Linked DNA regions of Mus musculus: region 1 is linked to region 2. The links are chromatin loops, found by intact Hi-C in ENCODE. Cell type or tissue: left cerebral cortex. All regions are shown on one strand. Each heading gives the region's core, and the rest is flanking DNA. Links, peaks and the distances in the headings are about the cores only.

Region 1 (11,719 bases), core at 1,197-9,196, 130 kb before region 2:
ATTTATTTATTTATTTATTTATTTATTTATTTATTGAGGTGGAAGTGCGACTGTGCTGCCTTTAAAATGGGTAATGTGCACAGCTGTGCTACAAATACTGTATTACACTTTTCCTCAATTAATCACTGGCTGCTTTGTGAAATCACCTTCTTTCGTGCTGACTTGGAGCGCTTCCTTGCAAAAACCGGGTGGGTGAAGATCTCAGAAGGCAGTTCTGAGATTATTTATTTCCGATTTTTAGAGGAAACCAGAGACTCTTTAAATGCTGCTGTTTGCATGTACTAAGTGTTGGGGGTTTTTGCATCTTCTCCAAGTTACTGTAATCAAGAGCAACTATGCCCAGCTAAAGCATTAAATTTAGTAGGCAACTCAGAGCCTGATTGGAGCCCCACACACTGCACAATAGGACAGTCATCCTTTGAAATGAATGAATTCCACTGAGCTGTCATTCTCCTATGAAATATGCACCATCATCGGCAGAGAGCCCCTCCCCCTCCTTTTGCTCACCCTCAGTCCAGCACTTTAATATATTTCTCTTCCAAAGGCTGGAGATGATTTTACGTAAGAACTGTCTGTGGCCAAATTCTGCAAGAGCATCTTGCTATTCTTTCTTTGTTTAAAACTAGGGCTATCTCTGGTCTCTCTGTTCGTTTTCCTTTCTGATCCTTCGAGACATATTTCACTCTAGGCTGACCTTACAGTGTCATTTGCCGACTTGCTCCCTGGCCCCAAACTGTACTTAATCTGTTGGTTTAGTTATTTCAAAGATTGAATCAGGTCCTCGCCAATTACAGTGCGGCTGCAAGCGGATTTAAGTGTGGTATCATTGTTTTGTTTGACAGAGGTCATCCCTTTACGACTCCACAGCTTCTGTTCTCCTGTCTTTTTCCCCTGAGGTGATGTGGGTGACTTCTGAGCACAGCTGTGTGCCACCCTCTCTAGGAGAGTTTTATTACGGTGATGCTATGACTGCCCCAATATACACACTGTGGGCTCTTTAGCTCGCTACAGGATTCGAAAACCTCCACATTTGAACCCACCTCCTTTTGGTGTCTTAACATGGGGTTCCTGTTTCCTAACTTCATGTTTATGCAAAAAAAATGTACAAAACCAGAAAGGTTGTATTTATTGTGGGGGTTCATTAGAGTATTCTGTAGGACACTCTGTGGTGGGGAGGAGGCGGGGAGGGGGGAGGGGCTTCCAGGGGCATAAGCAAAATTCCCTAGCCTGATTATCACCTCCACAAGCCTACTTTAGTTAGCCAAAGTAGGAAAGGATCTTTAGGGGGCCTTTAGCTGTTTTTACAAAAATTCTTGTAGCTACTGTGCAGAATAACATAATTACTATCTTGGCAGAATGGGCCCTCTTTCTTTTTTTTCTTTTCAGACATGATGAATGTGGCCTGATCTTAGGGCCTTATCTGAACTGTCACATTATATAACCAAGACTCCCAATTAAACATTTAAAAGGAGCTGGCACCCAGGCTCAGGGCTTGATTTTTGCACTTGAGGGTGATGGTTTAAATACCAGCCCAAGCCTATAAATGCCTGTTATAGCCACTAATAAAACTTTGACTCCTTCCTGTTTAGGAAAATGTAAGCAATTCTTTTAGCTTTTCATTTTCTGTCCACCATTTTGCATTCTCCTACAAAGGGCACGGCCACATTGGGAGGCTGCCACGAATCTGCTACTTTCATTTAGTTCTCTGTTCATTCAGTTTTTCAGCTGTGCGATGGGGAAGAGAACAGGCTAACCATGCCGAGCAAAAGGTTACTTTATTTTATTTTTTGAAAGGCAACTGGAAACAGGAAATGTATTATAAATAATCAGACCGGTAGGCCCTGGTGACAGAAGCCACAGCCTGGTGCTTCAGAACAAATCATGCCACTTATATAATGCAGCTTGTTGACATTAGCCACTACGGTGTGTGAGTGTGTGTGTGTGTGTATGTGTGTGTGTGTGTGTGTGTATGTTTGTGTGTGTGAGTGTGTGTGTGAGTGTGTGTGTGAGTGTGTGTGTGAGTGTGTGAGTGTGTGTGAATGTGTGTGAGTGTGTGTGTGAGAGTGTGTGTGTGAGTGTGTGTGTGTGAGTGTGTGAGAGAGAGAGAGAGAGTGTGTGTGTGTGTGTTCCTTGATGAAATTGCTGAGGCTTCCCCGATTCTGTGGCCTGCAGCCTGTAAGCTAAGGTTGACTCGAGCATTTCAGATTCCTAATTGAGTGGGCCACTGAGGTCACTGCTCTGAGGTCATCATTTGACAGTATCAGGGTGTGATTTGTGGTCTCCGGGGAGGCTGAAGCATTCATTCTTAAATTCAAGGGTGTAGTGGCAACAGCTGCGCCACTTTCCTGAGGTACCTCATTATGCCTCATTCACAGCTGATTGTTGACTTTGCTTCCTCAGCCCCAGTTAGCACCAGCCTCAGTGAGGTGCTTATTGTCCCTGTTTGACTCACAGGTTTTTTTTTTTTTTTAAATGCTCAGTTACTTAACTCTTGGAATTTTATATTGCAGCCTGTGTTCCTTGAATGGGCTACAGAAGGCCCAGGAATTCCCTCAGAAGGATTTTAGGGTAACACGTGCATTCCGGACTGGGCCTTGTTAACAAAGCGAAGGGCGACAGAGGTTCCTGGGTGGGATCGGGACCCACAAAAGGTTGTGATGCCTAAGTCAGGGTACTTATGATACAAAAGGGAGGTTCTTTGTGCACTTTATCTATCCTATTCGGGTGAATGGTGGCCTAGTGAGAGCGGTAAGCACCCCCAGGTAGGGTTTTTTTTCCTGCTTCTCTCCTACTGCACTCCAAATACTGATGAGGAAGAAGAGCTCACTGCCACAGAGGATGGCTAGACCTTCTTTTAAATGAACCTCCCCCACCCCCTTATTCACCCCATACCATTTTCAAACAGCCCCTCCCCTCCCTGCACATTCTCCCCCTGAGCAAGGGAAACCCGTTCCAGCCCTAGGTGCTGCCCTAGCTGAGTAACTACAGGCTGTGACGTGAATGAAAAGCTCCCTTTCCACCCTTCAAATCTTTGTTGTGCGTTCGTTCGTTTCTTAGGTCTGTTCAGAAGGTATTGATGGTGCATTTTTTTCTTAAGCAACAGTGAGGTGGCATTTCGCAGGCTAACTCTGATTCATAGAAAATCGTTGCATAATTGATTCATTGAGTTAGATATCTGTGGAGGGAAGAGGGAAGCCAGCCTGGCTCTCTACAGAGAAGGCCCCTGTGCTAATCCTAGAGCCACCCTGGGGGGTGGGAGTGAGGACAACAGCGATGAGAGTTTAGGCTTGTTTTCTGTGCCTCAGTTTGCACAGCTGTAAAACTAATTTATCACACATAGGAAACCATGGAAGAAAGCCTTGATAGTAAATGAATTAATTGTTCATTCATGTATGTCTTCCATGCATTTTTAAAAAGTAAAGAGTTGTTTGTGTTTTTCCTGGGCTCACTTAGTTTTTTCCTTCTATTAGTATTTTTCTGCATCCATTTCTTCTATAAATATGTAACTATAGAAACTATAGGGAAGAATAATAGTATTTGGGCTTAGATGATAGCCCAGACAGTAAAATGCTTGCCATACAACTGTAAAGATCTGAGTTGGATACCTAACACCCACATTTAAAAAGCTGTGTGTGATGCATGTGATATCAGCTCTGGAAAGACAAGGACAGGAGGATTCCAGGGCTCCCTGGTCAGCTAGGCTCACCACGTTGGTAGGTTCAAGGGCAATGAGAGACCTTGTCTCAAAAAACAAGTGGATAGTTTCCTCAAGAGCTGTACCTGAGATTGACCTCTGACCTCTACATAGACACAGGGATACACACATGGATACAGACAGACAGACAGACAGACAGACACACACACACACACACACACACACTAGTAAAACTTAGCATTTTACTATTTTTCCTAGACTTCTCCCAACATGGAATCGTTTCATTTATCCATGTTATGCCATTTAAGATTTGGAGGTTCAGAGGAGGCAAGACATGGTTTGTTTGTTTGTTTGTTTGTTTTTCCCCTGAACTACATTACACAGCTGGTAGCAGACAGAACTGGTGTGTGGGGTGTAAGTTTCATACTCTTTATGCCATGTCAAAGCACGAGCCTGTGGGAGGATTCAGCATTCTGCAGTTTGGGTCATAGGAGGTACCTCTGACTGGGGTCTTGTCAATTCTGTCCTAGGTGTTTGAGATCAGCTGCTACCAGGAGTCCCTGGCCCCCTGCTTCTGCCTGTCTGCCCATAGCAACATCAACCAAATCACGGAAATCCTCCTGGGAGAGACCAAAGCCTATGTGTTCTTTGAGCGAAGCTATGGAGACATGCATTCCTTTGTCCGCACTTGTAAGAAGCTGAGGGAGGAGGAGGCAGCCCGACTGTTCTACCAGATTGCCTCAGCTGTGGCCCATTGCCACGATGGAGGCCTGGTGCTGCGTGACCTCAAGCTGCGGAAATTTATCTTCAAGGATGAAGAGAGGTAAGTGGGGCTCAGCCCATGCAGGTGTGTGTTTGTGTGTGTGTGTGTGTGTGTGTGTGTGTGTGTGTGTGTGTGTGTGTGTGTGCTCGCGCGATAGGGTATCTGCAGGGAACTTGTGGTGATGCCTGTTACCCAGGTGAGGGTTAAGGCAAGCAGAACAAAGAGAGAGCATTGTGGTGTCCCAATGCCCTTGGCAAACAAGGAGCCATTACTCCCGATCATGAAACATTCAAAGGCCAGGAGGCAGAGAGAGTAGTCTGTGACCTGCTGAATGCCTGTGGTTTTTATGAAGAATTCTGAAGAAGGCTGCAAACTAGTGTGGCAGTTTCAAAGTCAACAAAGACAGGTTTATAAAGGCTTCATGTTGTCAGAACACTGAGAACCTAGAGGACTTTGTTTATTTTTTATTAGATATTTTATTCATTTACATTTCAAATGCTATCCCAAAAGTCCCCTATATCCTCCCCCACCCTGCTCCCCTACCTACCCACTTTCACTTCTTGGCCCTGGTGTTCCCCTGTACTGGGGCATATAACGTTTGCAAGTCCAATGGGCCTCTCTTCCCAATGATGGCCAACTAGGCCATCTTCTGCTACATATGCAGCTAGAGACATGAGCTCTGGAGGTACTGGTTAGTTCATATTGTTGTTCCACCTATAGGGTTGCAGACCCCTTCAGCTTCTTGGGTACTTTTTCTAGCTCCCTAGAGTAAGGAATAAAATACCCATGGAAGAAGTTGCAGAGACAAAGTTTGGAGCTAAGACGAAAGTATAGACCATCCAGAGACTGCCCCACCCGGGGGTCCATCCCATAATCAGCCACCAAACACAGACACTATTGCATATATCAGGAAGTTTTTTTCTGAAAGGACCCTGATATAACTGTCTCCTGCAAGGCTATGCCAGTGCCTGGCAAATTCAGAAGTGGATGCTCACAGTCATCTATAGGAAGGAACACAGGGCCCCCAATGGAGGACTTTGTTTATAGTCCTTTCACGCCCTCAATAGCTCTTTCCTATGCACGTAGTAGGTATGAACCACAGGCTTGCAAGTAAGCCTCAGAAATAGATAGACCGCAGACCTGTCAAAAGCTAGAGGTGAGTCCTGGGTCCCATGTGATGTGGAGGGGGATGGGGCTTGCCGGTTCTCACTAGATCTTGAGTAACCAAGAAAGGTTTCAAGGAGAGAGAAACATGGTAGCCTGGGAAGGGCTGGCTTGTCAGGTGAGGAGTTGATGGTGTGAGACCAGCCACCAAGGATGCCTGGTTATCTCAAGAAACATCTGTTGAAGACACAGGCATCTGGACTTCATTCATGGATACACCATTAACTCATCAGGTTCCATTTAGCCAACCTGGCCAGAGTCCAGCTTTCTCTTCACTTGTAAAGCTTCTTTTTAAGAATGTAGTTTTTTAGAGGGACACAGGCAATGTCTTCAGTCAGTGTCACCTACGTGTTCCTTGTGCCCTATTGGAATGACCCACAAATCAAAAGCCCCAGACTAGTGCTCCAGGGATTGGTTAAGAGACTCCACACACCCAAGTCCATGGAGTCCTTGGTCATTCTGGACTGGAAAAGAGGGCAGGAAAGCCTCAAGGCTGTCATCTAGGACCATCTGATGTCAGTCTGCTCCACTTCCTTCAATCCCTCACCCTGCTGACATATCTTTGGTACTTTCTGCAAATCACACAGACCTTGGGGAGCAAACCTTTCTGCTTTCTATTGCCTTTGACATCCAGCTCAGTGGGCTGTGATATTTTCACACTATTGTTTACAGAAACCCATTGTCCCCTCCCCCCATGAACTGGCGCTAGTGAATTGTACGCTTTTGTCTTCTCTCTCTCTCTCTCTCTCTCTCTCTCTCTCTCTCTCTCTCTCATCTCTCTCTCACTCTCCTCTTTCTCCTCCTACCTCTCTTTCTTTCCATCTATCTGTATTCCTTTTTTTTTTTTCCTTCATGGTTTGAACTAATTGGAGACTTAATGTCTGGCAAGTACTTGGGGCTTAGCAAAGGAAAAGGGCCTGTTGTTACTTAAGTCAAATGGAATAATTTCATGGGTGTTTATAATCCTGCTATGTATACAGCATGCAGAAAGCTTCTGGACTTCCTGTGCCTATAAAGGTTGCTTCTTTTGTATATTATACCCATGGGGGTGGGGTCGGTGGACACTAGCTACTCTGGCAGCTCATATGCTGGTCTTTGATTAGATGACTTCATTTTTAAAAACAAAGTGAAGAAGCAGGCTCTTCGAAGATAAGAATGTGGGCAATTTGTATCTTTTCCTTCTCCAGCTCAGATACTCCAGCCTTCGAACTTAGACCCAGGGATATGGTCCTTATACTTTTGTCCTTAATAATTGTTATGACCTTGGGCTGCCGCCATCTCTCAACCTTATGGCTTTACCATAAACACTCTTCACTCGTTTTTAGTTTTCACATATATATCTCCTCTTTGAATGTTCTCATTTGGAAGATGAATATGGATTGGTCAAAGATATTTCCTTTACCATCTTTAGCTACAAAAGTAAGAGGCAGTGTTTACTGACCTCCTGCAATACAGTTGTAGGTCAGCCTGCCTAATTATGTGTGTGTGTGTGTGTGTGTGTGTGTGTGTGTGTGTGTTGCAGCAGAGCAAACTCTCTTTGTGCATTTGTGGCTGGCACTCCACCACTGAGCTACCTCCCAGCCCATGAACATTTTGTAGCCAGTGCCTCTGAACGCAGGAATGTGAAGGTCTCAGAATCAACACCAAGAACATGCAGTAGGTGGATGAGCTTCTCTAGGAAGTCAACCCAACTGTCAAGGACTCCTTTCTTCTGCCAGAGCACATGGCCCCTCGAATGCTGTAGCCGTATCTCACGGGCTCTGTGGGATTAAAGGTTACTTTAGAGACCTAGTCAGGCATCAGTGAGTATCAGGGTGGCACATCCCAAGGTCAGACCCATGGCAAATAGACATTTCTGAAGTGAGCCAAAGGAATGTAGATATCGTCATGTGACAGAACATTAGAGCATGACCCGAAGGCAGTCTTTGTCTGATTTCTAACACTTTCTTCCTTGGTCTGATGGACAAAACTCTGAAACAACTAACTGCAAAAGACTACTTTGGTGGAGTCCTCGTTTACTTATTCAACCACCAGTTTCTCTCTCTCTCTCTCTCTCTCTCTCTCCCCCCCCCCCCAGCCCATTCTTCCTTTGAGACAGTTTTTCAATATAGATGTGTTACTTTGCAATTTAGGATCCTTCTGCTTCAACCACCTAAGTATGCAAGCATAGGCTCCACCCCTGACTCAACCTTCTGTTTCCTGATCTACCGAGTAGTAGAAGGTAAAGCTGTCCTGTGGCAGAATTGGCTGAGCCCTACCTGTGTTCTGTTGACTGAATCCAGAGCTGTCTATGAAGATTCTTAGTGGAGCTGTCCATGCTCTACACATACTATGTCATTTAGATGTCACCCAAGGTCATGTGCAAACTCAAGGCCAGGATACCTACGACGGTTGCATTGGGATCATCAATAGCTTGGCTTCATCTGATTCCCTTTGGCTTTGATTTAGGTTCTAGATTCAGGTCCTGGTCTCGAATTTCTCTAAAGGTTTATAAGCTGTAGCTTCCTCAAGACTGACAGAATGGTTGCTTCCCTGGAAGGTGATTAGCATTCAGCAAGGTGATGGTGTGATCTGCATGCAGAGCTGTACTTGAAATCATTGTGAGAAAACAAAACAAAACAGTGTCTTTATGCATGAACAGTCCAGAAGCCTTAGTGGGTTCGTGAGTGATGAAGTCACTCTCTCTAGCAGTCACAGTAGTTCCTTCTAGTGCAAAGTTGATTCCACCCAGACTGGGGAGGGGGCGGTGTTTTTCAGAGTAGACCCCCTCTTCTGTGTTCACTGTGACGACCCACCATCACTGAACCTTATTTTGAAGAAATGAATCCTAAGCCTTCATTGAACTTGCCTGGGGCAAATTTCAAGGAACCTTTTGCACCCTCAGTCCTGCAGAAGCCTGTGTGACTTCCTCCAGATCTGAAAGAAGGCAGAACATTTACCCATAATGACACAGGGTCTCTCCCATACCTCCTGGCCTATTTTTCCCCATGGGACCTGCTTGATCACAGGACCATATTGCTAGAGACCCTGTATATTTCTACTGGGCCTTAAAGAAAGGCCTGAGCTCAGAAGTGAGCCAGAGTGGCTGTCTAGATTCCAGCCCCTGCTGTTGCACTTATTAAGAAATTTCACTTTGACAGAACACCTAACCTGTACACTCCGAAAGCCTCCACTATAAAATGGACTGGGAATACTCTCCTTACAGAAGGAAGGTGATTAATGTTGACCTTGGCTTCTTCCACAGCTGCTTTCCTCTGCCCTTTTGTTTCTTTGCACCCACAGGCTGCTAAGGAAAGTGGTGCAACATTGCTCTGTCAGTGACCTTTGCTCCGTTTTGTCCTGCTGGATGCTTCTTCTGGGACACATCTTCTTGCCATCTCCAGGCTCCACCCCCTAGCCTCAGATCAGTGTTTACATCTCTCAGCACTGAAATGTCCCATGTGAACTCAGAAACTTGCCTTTTTACATGCTGCTGCTCTGCTCCAGAGATCTTTATCTCTTAAGGTGGTTGCTTTTTAGCTGCTGTGAGGAAGCAGATCTTCTTTCTGGGCTCTGAGACCTCCTGTAGGCACTCTGTGGCTAGGGGAGGGGGTGTGGGTGGGTTTGGTATAAGAAGTGCAGCTTGTACCCCTTTGTTGGGGAAAGCCTTCCTGCCTCCCCCAACAGCAGAAGTCAAGGCCATCTCTCTGGGGTGCTGCTGTCTGTTGGCTCTTTAGATCTTCAAGTTGCTCCCTCCTTCACTGAGGTTGCTATATCTAATAAAGGATTCAGGGCAGGCATCAGAGCCCCAGAGGACAGGCACAGCTTTTCGCTCACTAATATCTATATATATAGTTTTGCAACTTGTAGGTACTCTAGTTTAGGGATGTTTTCCCTCTCTGTCTCTCAGTCTCTCTGTCTCTGTCTGTCTGTCTCTCTCTCCCCCTCTCTTTCAGCTTTGATGAGACAAAGCTTTCAGGAAATGTTCATATTTTGGTAGACCAATTATATGTCCTTGTGCCTATGGCAACTCTTGGGCAAAGTTGTCTTTCCATTATAGTCTTAACAAGCTCTCCAGGATGCCTGTGAAGGACAAAGGGACTTTGGCTGCTGCTTTTTGGGAGCCAGAAGCCAGGAGCTGTCCACCTTGTTTTCTGAGAGAGGGTCTCTCACTGGGACCTCAGGCTTGTTAAGTAGGCTAGGTTGACTTGGCAGTTATCCCAGGGATCCCTGACTGCCTCTACCTGCCCAGAATCGGAATTAGAAGTACACCCCACACTGAGGTTTTTAGAACTCAGATTCTCAGGCTTGTTCAGCAAACACTTTAAGGACTGACCTATCCCCCGGCCCTCCCTACTCTATTTTCATGGTCCGACCTCAATACCCCTTACCAAGCTCTCCTCTTGTTGCTTTGCCATTGCTCCTGCTGGACGGCTGAGTTTCCTGGAGACAGAAGTGGGATCTCATTCATGGCTTCCAGAACATGGTAGGCATTGCTATTTGTTGAATAAGTGAGAATCTCCTTTTTTGGGTAGGAACAGCTCAGATTGAATTCTAATGGCAGGATGAGAGAGACAGGGATAAATAGAAATCATTGAAATGTAGGTCGTTGCCTAGAATGGGAGCCTAGAAAACTTATGGATCCCCATGGAGACACCTTTCAAAGAGAGCTATTTTCAAAGTTGCACATTGAGTGAGAAATTAACCCATTGCTGCTGTCTTGGTTTATTGATTTATGCCTAAGGAAGGCTTATTTAAGTCCTTGTTTTCAGCAGACTGTAATTTCATTTAGGAAGGGCTTTGTTCATCCCAGTGAGAATTGGCCCGTCTTCCCAGGGCTCTTGCCCTAGAAGCAGCCTGGCTCCTAGCTATGCTTGGTAGAATGTATTGCTGTGCTAGACTTAGTCCTTCAACTGATGGGAGTGTCTGAGGACCTAGGAAAGTAGGAAGTTGGCACAGTGGTGAGAAACTAAATTCTTCCACTTTGTCCTATGATCTCAGCTTCCTCTCTCATTTTTCATAAGTCTTATTTTTATTTTTATTTGTGTGTGTGTGTGTGTGTGCCTGTCTGTGCCTGTGTGTGTGTGTGTGTGTGTGTGTGTGTGTGCCTATGTCTGTGCCAGTGTCTGTCTCTGTGTGTATGTGTGTGTGTGTATGTGTTTTTGCCACACGTGTTTGTGTATCCCCTGAGACCAGGAGAGGACACTGGATCCAGTGGAACTAGAGTTACAGGTGGTTGTGAGCAACCCAAGTGAGTTCTAGAAACCGAAATGGGTCCTCTGCAAAAATAGTAAGTGCTCTTAAGTTTTGAACCATCTTTCCTGCACTTTGAACATCCCCCATCCCCAAAAGGGTTTTGCTATGTAACCTTGGCTTGCCTCCAATCTGCAATGATCTTTATGCCTCTGCCTCCTTAGTCTTCTCTGTAATTAATTAGGGATGGTGTATGGAAAGCCCCCAGGACTGAGCCTATTGCACTGGCTGATCTGAAAGATGCCAATGCCATCCCTGCTTCCAGCCACTGTCTATGGGATTGCACTTTATAAATCTGAAACTTGGAGACTCACCTGTTCATTCAAGGAACACTTGTTAAGCACCAGTTATGTGCTAGGCACTTCTAGAGGCTATTATGCCAATGAAGCCAGTGTCTTGTTTTTATAGGATCCACATGGATCAGAATGACTCTATCCTAACTACCGTGCTTAAATCAACTCATTTCAATTTAGTTACTCTTTTATTTGTTTGTTTGTTTGTTTGTTTACTGAGTGTGTGTGTGCATGCATGCAAGTGTGCACATGTATGCATTCAGGCACATGGATACTGAGGCACATGCATGGAAGTCAGAGGACAGTTTGTAGGAGTCGGTGCTCTCCTAATACCATGCAGATTCTTGGGATTGAACTCAATTCATTAGACTTGGCAGAAAGTGCCTTAACCACTGAACCATCTTGTTGGCTCATACTGTCTGTCGATGTGTGAATTGATGAAACTTAAAACCACCTAGTAGAGACTTTGTACATCTGCAGGTAAGGAAGTTGAGGCCCATTATTTTCCAGCCAGGTTTCTGCAAGCTTTGAAGCCAGGGAAGCTAGCTGTAAAGTCTTCCCTGTGAAACATAATGGCAGCTTCAGGTTCTGTCCTTTATGTCATATGTGTAA
Region 2 (11,719 bases), core at 2,441-10,440:
TATTTGATATTAGCCATCTGTGGGATATAGGGTTGGTAAAGATCTTTTCCCAACCTGTTGGTTGCCATTTTCGTCTTAATTACAGCGTCCTTTGTCTTACAGAAACTTTGCAATTTTATGAGGTCCCATTTGTCAATTCTTGATATTAGAGCATGAGTCATTGGTGTTCTGTTCAGGAAATTTTCTCCTGTGCCCATGTTCATGAGGTTCTTCCCCACTTTCTTTTCTACTAATTTCAGTGTATCTGGTTTTATGTGGAGGTCCTTGATGCACTTGGACTTGAACTTTGTACAAGGAGATAAGAATAGATCGATTTGCATTCTTCTCCATGCCCACTGCCAGTTGAACCAGCACCATTTGTTGAAAATGCTGTCTTTTTTCCACTGGATGGTTTTAACTCCTTCATCAAAGATCAAGTGACCATAGGTGTGTGGACTCATTTCTGAGTCTTCAGTTATATTCCATTGATCTACCTGCCTGTCACTGTACCAGTACTATGCAGTTTTTAATTACAATTGCTCTGTAATACAGCTTGAGGTCAAGGATGGTGATTCCACTAGAAGTTCTTTTATTGTTGAGAATAGTTTTCACTTTCCTGGGTTTTTTGTTATTCCAAATGAATTTGCAAATTGCTCTAACTCCATGAAGAGTTGAGTTAGAATCTTGATGGGGATTGCATTGAAACTGTAGATTGCTTTCGGCAGGATAGCCATTTTTTACTATATTAATTCTGCTGATTCATGAGCATGGGAGCTCTTTCTATCTTCTGAGATTTTTGACTTCTTTTTCAGAGACTTGAAGTACTGGTCATATAAATCTTTCACTTTCTTGGTTAGAGTTACACCAAGGTATTTTATATTATTTGTGGCCATTGTGAAGGGTGTTGTTTCGCTAATTTCTTTCTCAGCCTGTTTAGTCTTTGAATAGAGGAAGGCTGCTGATTTGTTTGAGTTATATCCAGCTACTTTGCTGAAGTTGTTTATTAGGTTTAGTCATAAGGGAAATGCAAATCAAAACAACCCTAAGATTCCACCTCACACCAGTCAGAATGGCTAAGATCAAAAACTCAGGTGACAGCAGATACTGGCGAGGATGTGGAGAAAGAGAAACACTCTTCCATTGTTGGTGGGATTGCAAGCTGGTACAACCATGCTGGAAATCAGTTTGGTTGTTCCTCAGAAACCTGGATATATTACTAACAGAGGCCCCAGCTATACCACTCCTGGGCATATACCCAGAAGATGCTCCAACATGTAATGAGGACACATGCTCCACTATGTTCATAGCAGTCTTATTTATAATAGCCAGAAGCTGGAAAAAACCCAGATGTCCCTCAACAGAGGAATGGATACAGAAAATGTGGTACACTTACAAAATGGAATACTACTCAGTTATTAAAAACAATGACTGTGTTCCATCCAATAGCTGACTGTGAGCATCCACTTTTGTGTTTGCCAGGCACCGGCATAGCCTCACAAGAGATAGCTGCTAGAGAAAGTACCCAAGGAGCTAAAGGGGTCTGCAACCCTATAGATGGAACAATAATATGAAATAACCAGTACCTCCAGAGCTCGTGTCTCTAGCTGCATATGTAGCAGAAGATGGCAGGGGTTGGGGGGAGGGTATGGGGGACTTTCGGGATAGCATTTGAAATGTAAATGAAGAAAATAGCTAATAAAAATTGGAAAAAAATAAAAACAATGACTTCATGAAATTCTTAGGCAAATGGATGTATCTGGAGGATATCATCCTGAGTGAGGTAACTCAATAACAAAAGAACACACATGGTATGCACTCATTGATAAGTGGATATTAGCCCAGAAGCTTGGAATACCCAACATACAATTCACAGACCACATGAAGAAGAAAGACCAAAGTATGGCTAGTTCAGACTTTCTTAGAAGGGGGAACAAAATACCCATGGAAGGAGATACAGAGACAGTGTGGAACAGAGACTGTTGGAAAGGCCATCCAGAGACTGCCCCACCTGGGGATCCATCCCATATACAGTCACCAAAACCAGACACTATTGTGGATGCCAACAAGTGCTGACAGGAGCTTGCTATAGCTGTCTCCTGAGAGTCTCTGCCAGTACCTGACAAATACAGAGGTAGATGCTCTCAGCCAACCATTGGACTGAGCACAAAGTCCCATAAGAGGATTTAGAGAAAGGACTCAAGGGGCTGAAGTGGTTTGTAGCCCCATAGGAGGAACAACAATATGAACTAACCAGTAACCCCCAGAGCTCCCAGGGACTAAGCCACCCACCAAAGAGTACACATGGTGGGACTTATAGTTCCAGGTGAATATGTAGCAGAGAATGGCTGTGTTGGACATCAGTGAAAGAATAGGCCCTTGGTCCTGTGAAGGCTTGATGCCCCAGTGTAGGGGGATGCTAGGACATGGAAGTGGGAATGGGTGGGTTGGTGAGCAGAGGAAGGGGAGATGGGATAAAGGGTTTTCAGAGGGGAAACGAGGAAAGTGGATAACATTTGAAATGTAAATAAAGAAAATATCTAATAAAAAATAAGAAGCTGATTCTTAAGTTGGATTTTAATTTACATTAGCTCAACTTTAAGGAGTCACATGTGTTCTACTGATGACATGTGAGAAAGGCAGATCCTTATCTCATAATCAGAGAACTAGGGACTCTGAAAGTGAAAATGAGGCAGTTTACTTTAAGGGCTTTTCAAGCCCAGACATTAGCCTGGGATGGCAAGTGTGCTGGCTCCAGGGCAGAAAGCAGCTTCCTGGAGCCCCTATGTCAGGCGCTCCCTTTCCATGTTTGCTGAGTAATCAGAGGGCACAATCTCACATGCGATCTACGTCATGGTTTCCCTCTGCTGCATGTGTTTCTTTTTCTTAACAAAGAACTTTCGTGACTTCATCTCTACACTTATATCCTGTTTATTTTAAAGCTTTGGGATCATTACCTTGCCATGACTGCAGATTGCTAGGCAAGCTTCCCTATTAGCAACTCGTACTCTACACTTCCAGTTTGGGTTGGGGCAGTTAGACTGGCAGTGTGTGTGGGTGGGGGGGGGGGGCGCATGACAAGGATAAAAGACTCTAGCACAGGCCCAGTATTTCTATCCGTCTCTAACAGGACTTCAGAAGACTCAAGGCACACAGGAAAACGAATCATTATTTTATTTCTTACCGTGCAGAAGTGGATGGCACACTTCTAAGAGTGTTGCTGGCTATGATAATTTTGTTTTTATTCCATGAGGAGAATTGACTCAAAACCAGAAGAAGATGGGCACTGTGTTTGGGAAGCAAATGCAGAGGTCTCTGGACCATACTAAAAGTGGGTGTGGACTGAAGAGTACAGATAAAAGTCAAAGCTGATGGGGAAAGGAAGTGAAGCAGAGGTGCCTGGGAAAATGAGGTGGTGCTTTTTGGACAGTGATTATAGACATAATTCATCTCACAGGCTCTTCTTAAAATGTAAAGTGTGCATTCTTTATGAGAGAAAGAGTCTTCCTTTTGTTCTTAAATTGAGATTAGGGTAGTATTTTGTTTGCTTGTTTATTTTTACATTACCACGATGTCACCAGGATCTTCTAAACTTGGGTCATAGCATGTCATCTAGCTTGAGAGAGAGAGAGAGAGAGAGAGAGAGAGAGAGAGAGAGAGAGAGAGAGAGAGAGAGAGGAAGAAAGACGTCCCAGCCAACAGGTAGTTTCAACTAGCAGGGTACAAATGGTGGTGCCTCTGGAAGTGCCCAGCATCTGGGCCATAAAATTGTATGGTAGTCTCTAAGCTGAACAAGTAGCTTAGACACAAACTTTTAAATATCAATGCACCCTCAAAGCACCTATCTTTTTATTTTCAGGAGAAATATTTTGGAGAAAGCTAAGCATGCCATAGGCATTCCTTTATGAACCATCATTATGATTCAAGTTGAACATGTTCAATTGTGTTATCTGCCATTTTAATCTTCAAACATGTGCTTTATAATATTGAGCTAAACATGTCCCCAAATCAATATGCCACTGTTCCTTCTTGAACTATGAGCTTGAACTTGACATGTTCAAAACTATATTCCTTAACTGACCATGCTCAGGAATGTGCCATAGCCAAAAGTTTTCCTGTGTGAAAATCTATGGGCTCCCTAGAAAAAAAATCTCTACTTGTCCTTGGTTTGAAGAATGCATTGCTTAGAAAACAATTCCTTCCTTACCTGTCACCAGTAACACCCCTTTTCCCTTTATTTCTTAGCTGTGTTTATTTTAGCATCTATTCACCAAGATCCAATGCATCAGATCCTTTCCAGTCATTGACACAGCTCCAGATAAATTCCAGATAAATTGTAGTGAGCAAGCAAGGCTCACTACAGCATGGCCTGCCGGAATGCCTGAACCCTCAGATTCTATATCTATATATTATCTATATGTATATCTATATCATCTATATCTATCTATATCTATATGATTTAAAGAGCACTGAATGTCAATTTCTTTTTTCAGTCACATGGCCTGTAATATGAATGTGTTGAGAACATTGAAGGAAATTAATTTTAAAGCTTGTGTATATTTCGATGGAGGGAGAGTGCTAGAAGCCTCCTCAGTTCCAAGGAAGGAAACCATAATGAGCAGCAGAGGCAAAAATTGGAGCAAGCAAGGGTAAGGAATTGGAATAGATAGGGATTTGCTGGACTTGGAGATAAAAAAAAGAGTCTTTCCTCTAGGAGGTGTAGGTTGGAAGCAAGTGAATGAGAAGGCACAGGAGAAAAACAAAGCCCATGGAATTTAGCACAGCAGATAGGCTGAGAATCTAGCTTTACAGAATACAGTGTTTTATAGGATCTTGCCTGAAAGAGGCTGAGCATAGCAATGTAATGGCACCTACTGCATACTACTGAAGAATGAATCCTTTAGTGATTTTTTTTTCCTTAGCCTGGAATCTCTTAAAATGCTTCACTATGACCCCTCACTTTAGCATGAAATAAACAGCTAAGGATGAGGGTTTGAGCCACCCTTTTAAGTCTATTTCATGCAAGTCCAATAGCAACCATATATCAAATAATCTCTTTGAAAAATACAGAAGGAATGAAGGAGAAATGAGCAGTCAAATTACATCTGACCCAATTGTTCATACAAGTAGAAAAGTGGAAACAAAAACAATTTGTTTGTATGAATGGAGTGGGCTTATTTTTCATGCATGATTCACCAGATTCCTGAGCCGGTTATTTTGGGAGAATACAAATGGGAGAATTGTGCTTATTACTTCTGTTGTTTTCCTAAATCTGAGCAAATCTATGTGTGTATATATAAATGTTATATTTCTGAATCGTGGCAGTCATCAATCTTTTACTGCCACTCATTTTAAATAATTAGCTCCAATAATGGATCAGTTTTCCACGCTGGATACAAATGCAGGGAAAGGCTGGCCTGTTTTACTTGCTTGCTTCCTCCCACCCAGTCTCTAAATAAGAGTGAAGCATTCTCTACTACGCATGTGGGTGGCAACTCTTCTCTTGGAGCAGGGAGAAAAGAAACACAGGCAACTATGAGAGACATTTGAGAGAATATTGTTATTTGGCATCTTGCATTTACAATAAGCCTGGGACAGAAGTGTAACCCAGTCAATTAATGTTAAAATATATTCAAGTCAAGAGCACTTGGCTATTGTTACCCGAGGCTAGGCATAGAGTATGCACTCATTCCTGCAAGCTCTCTACTTATTTTGTGGAAAGTTTAAAAGTCTAAGAGTGGGTGCCAATGATATAAGTGGTAATATTTTGCAATCTTTCTTTTTTTTTATTGCTATATGCTATTTACAGTATCTCATCAATGTTTTCACAAATTGGAGCGCTTAAAATAAGTGCTATTAAGGGTGAAAAAAACTGACTGTATTTGTAAAATATTTAAAGAGACTATATATACATATACATACATAATATGAATTCAGAAGTACTTATAATCTTTTGGTAGAGAAAGATTGTGAGGGATTGAAGAGGACTGCAGTTAGCAGCCATGGCTACTCTTGCAAAGGACCTGGATGCAGTTCCCATAACCTACATGTTGGCTCCCAGCTCAAGGGCCTGGTTCTTTCTTGGGGCACTGCACACACATGGTACACAGATACACATGCAGATAAAACACCGATAAACTCATAAAATGAAAAAAGGAGAAAGTTTCATGCAGTGCCAATGGGAGAAGAGAAATTTAATTCAGCTAGGTGTTTTTTATAGCCCCTTTGGTGTTTATGTAATCAAACTTAATTTTACTATTCGAGGAATTAACCAGTGTGGTGTTTGCCACCTGCTATCAGCTAGCTGATTTTGCAATTATGTTCCTTATTGTTCATGCGTAGACTTGTTGGGGACTGTTTGTAGCCAACACATACACACACACACACACACACACACACACACACACACACACACACACACACATACACACACACTTATATACAATACACGCACATACATATGTGTTATGATTTTATGCTTAAATGAGGCAATCAGTCTTTGGTGGACTCTTCTCTAATTCTCATAGTAACACAGTTTCTGGATTCTATTATACTTTTATGTAATTTTGGCTCCCAAAGCCCAAAGCTTGCAATTGCTGAGGCAGAATAACAAGGCTTCTAAATGTATGCTACCTAAAGAAAATTGGACATGTTAATTTTCCCAGAGGCCCTCCAGTTAATTTCCTGAGGAATTTCGCTTTCTAGCACCCTTTGGTCCAAGCAGTTGGCAGCTCGAGAGTTTGCAGCTGATGCAAACTGTGGTACTGTGCTGATACAAATATCTCTTTCCATAAACAGCCATGATTGCTATACCTTCAGAGGGACGAAAGGAACCTAAAAATGCCTGCCTAGAGAAGTAACTCTTCGTTGTTGAGATGGGTGACCTTGACTTCAGTGAGAAATAGTTCTGGCTCTTTTGGAGTTCCCTCCCTGAGTAGACTGCTTTTGATCTTTCTCCTATGCAATCATCTACTGAAGGTGTTTGTGGATGTATTTGATTTCTTTTTTTGATGTGTGTTTCTTCATAGCAATATCTGTGCCTCTTGATCATTTGTATTTATACTACATTCTGCAATCCAAAAATAAATGCAAAAGCAAAATTAGGTGGCATATCATTATTGTTTTTCTGCTGTGATGAAATTAACACGACCAAAGCACTTTATAAAGGAAGAAGTTTGACTTACCTTATGTTTCCAGGGAGCTACAATCCCTACTTTCAGGGAAGGGAAGGCATGGCAGCAGAGTAGGAAGCTGGCTACTTACATCTTTATCCACACACAGGAGGAGAAGAGGGCATATTGAAGATGGGGTGAGGTTATTAAACTCTCAAAGCCTGGCCCCAGTAACCTCACTCCAGCCAGGCTGCACCTTCTAAAGGTTCCATAACTTCTCTGTATATTCCCACCAACTGAGGACCAAATTTTCATAGAGAAGACCTTAAGAGGGACATATCTTTTCCAAACCACCACAAGTATCAATAAAAGTTAAAGGCATAGTAAATATAGAAAACTGATTCTTCTATGCCATGCCTGAGACTCAGCTAGTTTCAAGAGAAGATGAATTAAGTGTTTTCTGCTCTCAAGTCTCTCAACACACATGGTGGCATAGTCATGAAGCAAATAAAAAGCATCATGGTGAGTAAATGTGAATGATGCTAGAGATTTGGAGTCAAATCCGGAGTCATCTTCATGCCATGCAAATGTTTTATGACTGAGCTACCTCCCCAGCCCATAAGGACTCTCTGAAGTATGAAGAAGCTGCAGCTCAGAAAGAGAACTAAACCCATTTTCTAAGCAGTTGGGTGTACATAAGAAAGACTATTATGAGAGCCAATTTTGAAAGGTCTGTGGAATACGGAATGTCATCTAAAAAGAATGACATGGATTGCATATGTCACTATCCGAGTGTTCAGAGCTAGCTATGGAAGGTCAGAGGAGGCAGCTACTGCTGTGCTTGAGGAGGAGAGGCAGAGCTGGATACATGATGGTGGTGTGTCCTTGTTGGTTTCATGCCAACTTGACCCAAGCTAGAGTCATCTAAAAGGAGGGAAACTCAGTCAAGAAAATGCCTGCATAGAATCCAGCTGTAGTGATTGATGTGGAAGGACCCAGGCTGTTTTGGATTGTGCCACCCCTGGGCTGCTGATTCAGGGTCTATAAGAGGGCAGCCTGAGCAAGCCATGATTAGAAATCCAGTAAGCAGTATTCCTCCATGGCCCCTGCATCAGCTCCTGCCTCCAGATTTCTGCCCTGTTTGAGGTTCTGTCCTGGTTTTCTTCAATGACAAATTATAATGAGGAAGTATAAGTCAAAGAAACCCTTTTTCCCCCAACCTGTTTTTTTGTCATGATGATTCTTTGCAGCAATGGAAACTCCCGATTAAGACACGATATAAGGCTAAGAAACAATGTCTGACTTTAAAAGAGATACTGTGCGTGGAATTCAAGCACCTGCAAACTATGCCATTTTCAATGTTATGTAAGTAAGCATACTACTTGGTGATACATAATATAGACATGAAGAGAGGCAGTGGCTATGATGAGCTCAGCCCAGCTTAATAGAAATGTTATTGGTGATTTTAATAAAATAATTCTTTCTCTCTCTTGTAAGACAGCAAAAAAAGGATCCGCAGGAGCTGTAGGGGTGGATTGTGATGGAGAGTGCTTACAGTGTGAACATGAGGACAAGAGTTCATATCCCAGCACTCATGCAACCAGCTGGGCTTCCTGCAAATGCCTAAAATTCCAGCCTTGAGGGATCCAACAATGTTACAGCTTCACAAGTGCACAGTTATGCATACCTGCACACACACATGCAGGCATGCACACATACACTACACTACACTACACTACACTACACTACACTACACTACACTATACAAAGGATTATGCTCTCCCTGAGATGTATCTATTTTTCTCTTTCTTTGTGTCTCAGGTCCTTAAGAGATAATGCCTAGGTGTGGCTGGTCATTATTAGCAGATACCTTTCTTATACCCATGCCGGGCCACAAACTCAAGACTTGGTGTCTTGAAACAATGTCACAGGACCTGTACTATCAGGAGATCTGGGATGGGCTTGAATTGGGTCTCTTTGTATAAGAACACATACAGAAGTCTTCTGAATGAAATAGAAGCATAGGACACTAAAAACAGGCAGTAGGGATGGGAGGGTGGAACTTAGACCTTAAGACACTTGCTAGCACTATGAAAGCCATGGATGTCAGGATTAAAGACTTGGGAGTCGCTGTGAAGGGACCTCAGCAGTAAACCATAAATGTTGCTGTGAATCTGCAGGGATGGCATTTTTTATTCTGGTACATTTGTGTGGTATGAAGAGAAGGAGGAATGAGGATGTAGGATGTGTGAATGGTGCTTTATAGTGGACTATTGTGGCTCAGGAAGGAGGCTAAGCATGAGAGAAATGTATATAATGCATTAGTGAAGGCCTTGAGTAAACTGGGTGAAATGTTTGAGCTCTGTGTGGGTGAGAGAAGCATGGGAGCCTTTACTAGACTTGCTTCTCAGCCTTTGCTGTTGGGTGACCTGGTTCTCCCCTTTCATGCCAGGCTGTTTCACATCTCTCTGGCAATTGCAATGCTAGGTCTACTCAAGGTATATAACCTTATGAATCTGTTGCTTGGAGTTATAAGACTGGATACGACCTCTCTTAGGACCCAGAGAGTTTGAAATCTAGTAGATTAGAAGAAAAGGATATGGCATAAAATATGTTGCAAAGTGAAATATTGAAAAAAAAAAGGAGGAAGAAGGAAGCCACTATACACAGAGAGCATCTCTGTTTTAGGGTCTGTATGTAGTTCATTTCCTTTAAGGCTCACAGCAGCCACTGAATTACACACAGTATCCATTTCTCAGATGAAGATGAAGTTCAAAAGATCAATGTAGCTTTTCCAAAGTGACAGAAGAGTCACTAGAGAAGAGATAGAGGTCGCTTTCATATCTAAAGTCTCATTGTTTCTGACAGATTGCTCCAGGACTCAACAATGAAAGAACTCATACCCAGAGAGATAGAGGAGGTGAAAATCAAGAAGGAAACATCTTGATTGAGGAACAGGAATCCAGAGAAATGGGGGCTGAGGAATGAGGATGGTTTCAAGAAAACCCAGTAACGACACAAACAAACATAGCTAAAATGGTTCATGCCAATAATCTCTTCAAAAAATAGTACATATGGGATAGCATTGGAAATGTAAATGAGGAAAATACCTAATTTAAAAAAAAAAGAAAAAAATAGTACATGGTCCTATTTCAAACAGCATGGCAAAGGACTGTTGAGAAAGTACCCAAGACTGGCTAAGAACAAAACAGAGGACAGAGGGAGAAATCAATGAGGAGTGGAGGCCATATAGGGTTGTGTATTGAAGGTCTGCAAGCCAGATGGTTGTGTTGAGCCATACCTATTGATATTTGTTCGAATATTTTCTGGGTACCTGCCATTTATATTTCTTCTTTTTCTGTTGTATGGATGCAACAATTATGTGCAGTAGGGCTTCCAAGATTAGCAAACACACAACCTGTTTTGGCCATAGAACCAAGTCTAAAATTCTATCTCTCTGGGCTATAGATCCCTGGATTGTATTGCATAAAGTGAATAAAAGAAATGAGGACAAAATTAACTTTAAACACATTTTTATCTGTGATTAGAGTCAGGCAGAGTGACTAGTTCCAAACAACACAAGGGATTAATGCTAGAGTCCATTTGGAAATTCAACCTCCCACTACCAGAGCCAGAACAATGTGGAGATCAGTTTTTGTTCGGACCTTTGAAGGCAGGGGTATACAGTTATCTTGGGATAAGCATGGCTTTTTGTGTTTATTGTGCTCTTGTTTTGAGAATTCAGTGTCTTTCTAGAGCTGACACGGGCAGTCAGAGGCAGCAGTTGCTTTCTTGTCATAGGCTTGTCTTCCAACGAAGGAGACCACTGTTTCACTCTCTGGTGGATCAGCAACAGGCAGATGCCCAGTGCTGGCCACATGTGATAGGGACTTTTTCCTGTCTCCGTGTGAGGTCAAGCCTTCTTGTGAGCTGCCAGTTGGCAGCCTTAACAGCTGCCCATAGCAAACACATCAGGAATAACATGGAAGGAAATGACTGATTCATGTTCCAGGAGCAAGTCCCCACACAGACAGCCTAGAAGCAGTACTGCAAATTATTCTTCAAAGTATTCCTTTTGATAATTGAATGTAGGCTTTTAGATTTTTTTTTCTTCAAAAAACGAATACCTTGTGTAACATACTTCTTTGCATGGAGGAGTGAGACTGGGGTGTAGCTGGTGTGAAATGGGAAACACAACATTACAGTTAACACAAAAGGCAACTCAATACAAGTAATGGGCCTGGAGCTTGTTAAATGTACTAGATCATCACACACAGAAAAGGAGTGCTTGCCCGCAAAGTGATTTTCTGGAGAAGTCACTACTAAAGTGTTTCTAGCTGTCCTTTTTCACATCGTCATAGCATAGCTGCCAGAGAACCCTGCATCTTGTCCCCAGTTTCTTGTTTACTGGGTCCCTGGCTAGCAGCCACAAGGGTCAATTCTGGTCTGGTCACCTGCTCCTCAGAATACCAATTAGAGAGAAGTAGCATTGAAAAGCAGAGGTTTAACCACATATACATACTGATATTGAGGTCCAGTGGCTTCAGTTCCCCATTGGGGTATTGATATGAGCTTTAGGTATAAATAGAGGAAGAGCTGGAGCAGGGACAAGTGGTATGCATAATGAAGTC

The links. Hi-C counts contacts between places; a loop is a spot of excess contacts. Peaks named below come from ENCODE experiments on the same cell type or tissue, not always from the same donor. Only the 100,000 strongest peaks of a DNase experiment are listed, where the experiment ranks them.
Region 1: a loop joins it to region 2, with 2.7 times the contacts of the local background. A loop is called at or near these places in 3 of 42 quality-filtered maps.

The regions. Positions count from the first base shown.
Region 1 is chr12:15,802,455-15,814,173 of GRCm38, reverse strand. Trib2 (tribbles pseudokinase 2) reads left to right here. Exons shown (of 3, transcript NM_144551.5): 2 at 4,186-4,478. Among named protein-coding and RNA genes, the nearest start is that of Mir6387, 7.2 kb to the right of the region's middle. In left cerebral cortex, for the core only: no CTCF peak of the experiment used is centred there; DNase peaks (open chromatin) are centred at 2,338, 3,101, 4,332, 8,266 and 1 more place; H3K4me3 peaks cover 1,897 bases; H3K27ac peaks cover 1,876 bases.
Region 2 is chr12:15,675,608-15,687,326 of GRCm38, reverse strand. All of the region lies in intron 1 of Gm40287 (a long non-coding RNA gene), which reads right to left. Among named protein-coding and RNA genes, the nearest start is that of Gm40287, 75 kb to the right of the region's middle. In left cerebral cortex, for the core only: no CTCF peak of the experiment used is centred there; DNase peaks (open chromatin) are centred at 4,732, 5,439, 6,646 and 9,334.